Linked DNA regions of Homo sapiens: region 2 is linked to region 1. A link is a loop called in an ENCODE intact Hi-C map of the cell type or tissue named here. Cell type or tissue: ascending aorta. All regions are shown on one strand.

Region 1 (4,000 bases):
AACAGAATGACGATAACTAGTTTTAGAACAGAAAAAGGAGACGTTAACTCCTGGAAAGAAAGACACCACCATGCACCTATGCAATCAGAATAGAGACAGAAAAGACTCTCTGGGTTTAGGGGTATTGGATGCCTGTAGAAGTTGGGGTGTAGGTAACCCCCATTTATGCCCATGGGGAGTGCACCTCTCCCCTTTGAGCTCCACCCCAAGGCCAAAGTTTCCTGGAGGCTCTTTGCCTCTGCCACTCCTAGAACTGGGCTGACCCCAGGAACTCCAACCACCTAATTACAACAGAATATCGGAAGGGCCTTGCCAGATGTCAACATAAGATGATTTCTGTCCAGAGATCTGAGTGTCAAAAGGAAGAAGTTTCCCAAAGCTCATGTAATGGCTGCAGTAATGATGACTCTTGATGAAGTCAATGCCTGGCCACCAAACAAGCTCTCATGATGGTGGACAAGTTTGTCCTTGCCTTCATATTACTAATTGGCCATCAACAGTCCATTTTTCCCATTGAATAACTTATTTTCAGAAATGTGCTTCTATAACTCAATTGTTGCATGCAGTGAAACTAATGGAGGACTTATATAGTGATAAATAACAATCAAAGTGTACCAATCCTTCTAAAAATACCGAAGGTATCAGCCAGAGTTCTGTTCTCTCATATGAAAAGTTCAGGAGGTGAATAGAGCTTGAAACACAATTACATAAATAAATGTAATAAATGAAATAAATAGATTAGATAGATAATAGATAGATCATAGATAATTGATAGATGATAGATAATAGGTAGGTAGGTAGATAGGTAGATAGACAGACAGACAGACAGACAGACAGACAGACAGACAGATAGATAGATAGATATTTTATGGCATTATCTTCCGATAAAGAGAGAAGTCTGTTTCCTAAAGGTCAAGGTAGAAAAGCTGTCCTCCAGGCACCCACAGTGTGCTCCAGCAACCTTGCCAACACCAGCCCTGCTGCCCGTGGGCTGGCCCCCTTGCCACCACTGCTCAGGGTCACACTTCCGCCATGCTGTGGCTGGCCATCCCCCTTCCTACCCATCCTTTAATTTCAGACTTGAGCTCCACCCCATTCATGGAGCACAGCGAGCTCTTTGCAATGAATTTCCTTGTATTTTGAGACAATCAAGCGGCAAGGTAGGTTTTTTTCTCCCCAGCCCTTCCCGTCCTTGGGAATAATGAGGCACACTCTCAATACGAACTTTTAGCAGAGCATACGGGGCAGGACTGAGTGGGATCTGTCCCTGCTGGGGGAAGGGAGGCTCATCTTGTAGATGCGCTACCTGGGGCAGCACCAGGTGGGGCAGCTACCCAGGTGCAGGGCCTGAGCCCGCTTCCCACCCTCCCCTGCAGCTCTGCCCTGGGGGAATCTGGACTGAGTTGGTCCAAGGAGAGGAAATCCCTTATGTCCCTCTGAGGTAGGCTCCTGGAGACTTAATGGGAAAGTCCAGGAGGTGGAAAAGGGAAAAACTGCTGGCTCCAACCTCTGTTCTGCTAGTGAGTTTAGTCTTTTCAGTCAGACTTTTCAGGGAGTGGATTCTGCCTTTTCCTCTTTCCAAATGTTACAGATGGAATGGATAACACTATATTGTATTGGCTTGTATATAATTTAACTATTTGGCATGGTCTTATTGTCAGTCCAAGTTCTGCGATGTCACACCACCAGCATCTCAGGAGCCTCAGAATAGAGGGAAGCGTTTTTCCTTTGTGATAATGCTGCCCTCTACTGGACATCAGGAAATTCACAGGTGAAGACCGACGTAGTTTGTCCCTAAAGTTTTGCTTTGATTTAATTTAATGGATAGGGTTCAAGATTGTTTAAAAAAAAGGGGAGAGTGGGGAGGGGGAGGCAGTGGGTCCTGGAAAAGTAAATTGTTTATTTTACAATAAGAAAGTGGTTAAATATTTTATTTTTTTTACAATGGTGGAAAATTAGAAGTGATTGTGAAAATGATGTGTACCTGTCTTGCTGGTGAGTAGGATGTGATTTGGCGCTTTAGGAAAGTGAATTTGTAGAACTCAAAAATATTGACTTATAAAGGGCATGGCCGTTGACCCAGTCCATCTTATGCAAATCTAGATGCCATAAATAATATTTAAAAGTAAAAATACTGGGGTGGAGGTTGCAGTGGGCAGAGATCGCGCCACTACACTCCAGCCTGGGTGAAAGAGTGAGACTCTGTCTCAAAACAAAACAAAAAAAAAGAAGTCATTCCCAATGTTGCTCATCAAATTATGACCATAAATATCCAGGATAAGACTAGTGGCTAAAGAAACTGTGACACGTCAACACCAGGCAGAAAATAAAGCAGATTTTTTTGTTGTTTTGGAGAGCCTCTAGGAACTTGAAAAATACATATGCCACACTCTTAAGACCCAGTGGTTCTTAATCGGGGTGTTCATTAAAATGCCAGAAAACTGAAAATACTTCTAGGTCCCATCCAAGGAGATTTTGCTTCCGATTGACTGGCTAGTGGCCTGGCCATTGGTATTTTAGAAAAACCCTCCAAGTGATTATTTTACTTACATTCCAGATAGAAAACTCTAAATTAAAGGGGAAAAAAACAGACACAAAGTGGCATTTAAATAAATGTCAACTTTAACTCCACAAAGCATCTGATTGCATGTGGACAGAAAGAGAAGGAAAGAGGGCCCTATATCTGGATAACTTAGAAATGTGCTCCCCCTAGCAAGATATCTACCAAAATTAGAAACACATTTGAGGATGCTGGCACTGCGAGCAATATATAAATGATGCGTGTAATGTCATTTAATATGATCGTATTTTTAAAAATGAGTTGAGTGGTGTTTTCTAGCTGTTAGTTTTTCCAAATATCAATATAGAAATTAGTCTTCTGCAGCTGCAGAGGCAATTCAGTTTCCAGCTTGCTTTCACGGCCTAGAGCCATAAAGTGGCCCAGAGCATCTCTGATCCACCCCTCCCACAACCACCTAATCCAGAGACAACCGAATGCTTTGGACCATCTGATGAGAGAGGTAGCTGCATGGCAGTAAGAGTCCTGCTCTGAAGTGACAAGAGCCTTAAGGCCTGGTTTTGACTTACTGCTAACTTGCTCACACTGCATACTTGCTGAGTGATCTTGGGTGAATCGTTTCACCTCTCTGAGGTTCACTATGAAATGAGAGGTCAAGGGTCCAAACTTAAACACCTTCAGAGGTTGGGTAATATCAGTGAGTAAAATAGACCAGGCACAGCACAAAGGGGTATGGTGTGGACTGTGGCACGTTGAGAACTTAGGCCTCTGCAAAGGGGGCAGCCACCTCTCAGTTCCTGCAGATTACTCTATCTTTGCTGAGGACAGTTGCACAGGTAGTGCACTGCAGAAGGGTAACACTTTAGAGAAGGTGTCATTTGCATCATAAATGCAGATATTTATCCATGGCAGTTTCATGGAAGATGTCTGTAGAAGGTTTTGAGGAAGGGGCACCTTGTAATTTGCATAAAAGGTTGTATGGACCGCCAGAAGTGCTGGTTATCATGTGGGAATGCAGCTCGGTAACAGTATCTTCTGGGTTTTCTTGTTATTGTTGTTTCCTGAAGAAGCTGGAAATATGGCATTTAATGTGAAATTTTCCTAATTTAAAATTTGCTGGCAACAAATTCCAAAACATGTTTAACGTTGTGTGGGCCAAACAAAACACTTCAGGGGGTCTGATTCGGGCACTGAGTTGGAGATCTCTCACCCAGATGAGTTACTGGCATCTCAGAAACCCTCCTATTGTATGCATCTTATGTAATCTTGAAGCAATCACGAAGAAAAACTAATTACCCTGGTGAATTATATGGATATAATATGGATTATGTGGCTATACAAAGTAAGAGTGCATCCTTTGAATGATGGTATTTAACATTCTCCCTACCCTGTGACTAACTTTGATTTGTCCTTTCTTAATGTAAATGCTATTTCTCCAGAGAGAGCCTCCTAAGACTTTAATCTCACTTAGGTTCCCTCCGT
Region 2 (4,000 bases), 300 kb before region 1:
TTATGATCAACAGCTACATGTACATATCACTTTTAAGATCTTTAGAGAGCTAATTACTTAGGGAAGATTCAAAGACATTTATATAGTTTATTTAAGTATCCAAATGCACTACAATTATTTGTAGTTTTTAATCTAAAATGAGCCTTTTAGAAAACCTCAATCATACAACTACACACACACACACACACCCTACATATATACTTGTTCTAACAAAGCTAATTTCTTCTGGAACTTGGTAAAATTCTGGAATTTGTGAATACTAATAGAGAAATAAAAAGGGTATTAACTAGAGTTTTTGTTCTAATCCTGTTACTACCTACCTGTATGTACTTGAGAAAATTAAACCTTTCTAAGCCTGCATTCTCACTGACAAAAATGGGGATAATGACAGAAAATTTATAGAGTTTTGAGGAGTAATAAAGTTACTTATGTGCTGGCACATAGTAAGTGTTCAATAAGCACTAACTTTTACTTTCTGTCTCATCTAGATGTTTCTGTTCTTTTGGGAAGGAAGCAGCAAGCATTGTTTAAAAATATCTTCCTTCTTTTGCATTTTTTCTCTTCGAAGATTTAAAAGAAGAATTACACAAAGAACTAGAACTGCACATTTGTTAAGATTGTCCTTTTAAAATTATTTTCTGTTACAAGGAAAAAATAAAAGATTGATTATAGTGTCATAATTCTTCAATCTTCCTCATCATTTTTTTAGTAGAAAGGAATGTGCTTGATGTAGTCAAGAAAAAATGAATAAACTAGCTTTAGTGATACTGAGAATCTATGTAAGTGACTGGCTTTGGTTGATGGATGTCTTAAATAGTAGGCTGAAGAATTTTATATATTGCTTGTATGCTAAGGACCAAGAGGAAGTGGGGGACTCTGGGACCAAAAGCACAAATGAGATGTTAACCTGAGAAACATGTCGCTTAGTCTCCTCCTCATCTGGGACAGGATGGTGCAAAGTTAAGTATGGGGAAGGTACAGAGAATACTGTATTTGAAAGGAGAGGGGAGTGGAGCTGTGAAGCCAATTTCAGGTGCAATAGAAGGGAATACATTCACATAAGCTGTCTTCTTTATAAAGTTGAAAGTGAAGTACCATTTGTACCTCACAAGAGTGAGGTAAAAGTGGAATTGCAACTTGAAAAGCATGGAACATATGTAACATTTTTAGCATCTCTCAGTGGTCCCTAACAGGAATATGAAGGCAAGATCAGGAGAGGTGGCTGAGGATGTGTGATTGGCACTGTGGGCATGGCAGAAGTGAAAGATTCTAAGTAACAGGTCATACAGAAGTATCCGACTCCCAAGTCCAGTGTAGATAGTCAGGGAGATGTTGCCAGAGGGAGTGGATAAAGAGGGATGATTGATCCAGATGTGACCATTAGGTTGTCATGGTCTATGCAAGACCAGATTAGGGAAGAAATAAACACTAATGGATAATGAGGGGAAACTGAAGAACTTAGCAGAGATTAGAGTCATAAGTTTGTTTCCATGGCTGAGGTAGAGTCTAGAAGAATATCTGTGGCAAGATGTCAAGTGAGTCATCAATGTGAGTAATGAGGATACTGAGAGAAGATGAAGTTAGAAAGGAAAACTTGGGGGCTTGAAGTCATTGGGGTATATAGATGTCTGTTGGGAACCATAAAAGATAGTGGCAATCATGTTCACCTCTCTTTGATTGATTTTCCTTTCCAAATAAAGGATACATTCATACTGTGAGCCTTGAATGACTGTACAAAATGGAAATGTGATATAGAGGGCAAGGTCTTATTCTAGGAGAGGTGACTTTTTATTAGAATTTCCATTGAATTGCTTCTTAGGAGGAATGGGGCCTCCAAGGCCCATGGGTGTCAAATTTAGGATTTTAATTATTTTGTACTCTCAGTGGAACTTTATTCCTTAAGAATAAGATGTCACGCCAATATGAGAGTTATTAAAAATCATTTTATGAAAAATACTACCTGCACTAATATAAAACCAAACCTGTATTTCATTGTATTATGTTTGGTTAACAGTGTAGCAGCAATTTATTTTTCAAGGTTTTCAGTATGACCTTTTATGACCTAAATCAAGTGTATTACAAATGGTTGTTTGACTTTTTTAAAAAATGAAGAATTATATGGCAATTAAAAACTTTAATTTCTTACACTGTTTTGTTAGAGATTTTATGAACATTAATTTCAACTTACTGTTTTTTTCTTGGATTTTATACTAAGCAAATACAAGAAATTTTACTAGATCAGGATGCAGGGAATTTTTAGAAATATTTCTTTGCCAAGATAGTTATTCTAGATATATAAGGATGTGGGGACCTCTGGTGGCTTAGTTTATTTTTCTATCTTAAAAAACAACTATGCAAAATAGAGAGCCACACACAGAATTCCAATGGGAAGGACTTCAGAGATCGTTTAGTTAAATTTTTTCATTTGACAGGAGAGGGCACTGAGGCTCATAAAGGCTAAATGACTTTTCCAGGATCACACGGCAGATCTCAAGCAGCAACCCAGTCCAAGAACACTTTCTGCAGCTTGCAGCTGCCCCCTTAGAGAGGAAATAATCAGATAAATGTGAAAAGTAAATATCCTGTAGCACATTATTCTATAATTCCATACATTTTATCTTAAAAAGGCAACTTGCATCCATGCCATCCTCCACATCCTCACTCCCTCTACTCAAGGTCTTATTATCTCTCCCATGATTGCAGCTGCTTCCAGACATTCTCCCTGCTCTTAGTCTCTTCTTTGGTGCATACACTCCTTACCGCTGAAGTTACCACTTAAAAACTTGGACCTGGTCATGTCATTCCCTTGCTTAAATGTCACCTCTGAGATACCAATGCTTACAGTTTTCTTAATATGATTGACAAGACTTGAAAACAGGTCCATTTGGAAAAAAATGGTATTTTTAACTACTTCTAGTTGCATTCTTTATTTATCAAATGGAAGTGGTAAGATTTACCTCAAGGAATTGTTTAGAGAGTTAATCATATAAAGCCCCTAATATAAAATACCCAGCACACAGTAGATGTTTAATGGATGGTAACTCTTATTGGTGGATTTAGCTCACTGTTTCATAAATTTCTACCCTACTGAATGGAGAGCTTCTTGAGGGCAGGGACTTTGCTGTCATGTTTGTAGGGCTTAGTGCAGTGCCTGAGCACCTACTATGGGGGAAAAATTAATGAAATAAAATAACGTATGTAAAACACCTAGCATGATGCCTGGTTTGTAGTTATAATTCAATAAACAGTAACTATTGGCAAAATCTCACTTATTCTTAAAAAGCCAACATCAAGTATTAGTTCTTCTATAGAGCACCCTTAACAGAATTAGCTTTCCTGTGTGCACTCTCTCCCTAGGCACCACCTTCCTCTTTGGCTGCATTTCCCTGGCCCCTGACAAAATTAATCCTTTCCTACCTCTTGCTCTCATACTCCAGGAAGGATGGTTAGTGGAGAAAATAAGGGTTTTTTTTGAATCTGACAAATCTTGGGCTGAATTCTGGCCATGTGACTTGCATGCCTTTAGGTAAGTTAATTAAGCTATTGAGCCCCATCTATAATTGGGGGTAATAAGGGTAATGACACTTAGCATATGGGGTTATTAATGTGTTGTTCTATACTATTAAAATATTGATCTTCTTTAGAGCAGGAAATAGGGTCCTATTAATCTTGCCTGGTATATAGTAGGTGCTGAAAAATACGTAATAACTTGAATATGGCACTAAAACCTTGTTAATGTCAGGAAACCATAAATAAAAACAAGAACAATACAATTGAGGCATCACAGAACATCAAGTGGAGAAAAAGTAGAATTAAAAATGCTAAAGCAAAAAATGGTGTTAAGCAAAAAAGCTGTAAAGCCAATACTAAGAGTTTTTTTAAAAAGCAGAATAAATGACAAAACATAAAGTTCAAACAAATAGTAAAAATATGGTTGACATTAGAATGGATAGAGAAGATGAAAGGCAAAGAGAAAAGAAAAAAAAGTTTTCACATAAAG

What was found. Hi-C counts contacts between places; a loop is a spot of excess contacts. Peaks named below come from ENCODE experiments on the same cell type or tissue, not always from the same donor. Only the 100,000 strongest peaks of a DNase experiment are listed, where the experiment ranks them.
Region 2: it touches region 1 in a loop (13-fold over the local background); 7 of 110 quality-filtered maps call a loop at or near these places.

Annotation. Positions count from the first base shown.
Region 1 is chr16:55,841,270-55,845,269 of GRCh38, forward strand. No RefSeq gene overlaps it. Among named protein-coding and RNA genes, the nearest start is that of CES1, 10 kb to the left of the region's middle. In ascending aorta, a CTCF peak has its summit at 1,749 (motif pointing left); no DNase peak of the experiment used is centred here.
Region 2 is chr16:55,541,350-55,545,349 of GRCh38, forward strand. The region is part of intron 8 of LPCAT2 (lysophosphatidylcholine acyltransferase 2); the gene reads left to right. Among named protein-coding and RNA genes, the nearest start is that of CAPNS2, 23 kb to the right of the region's middle. In ascending aorta, a CTCF peak has its summit at 2,322 (motif pointing left); no DNase peak of the experiment used is centred here.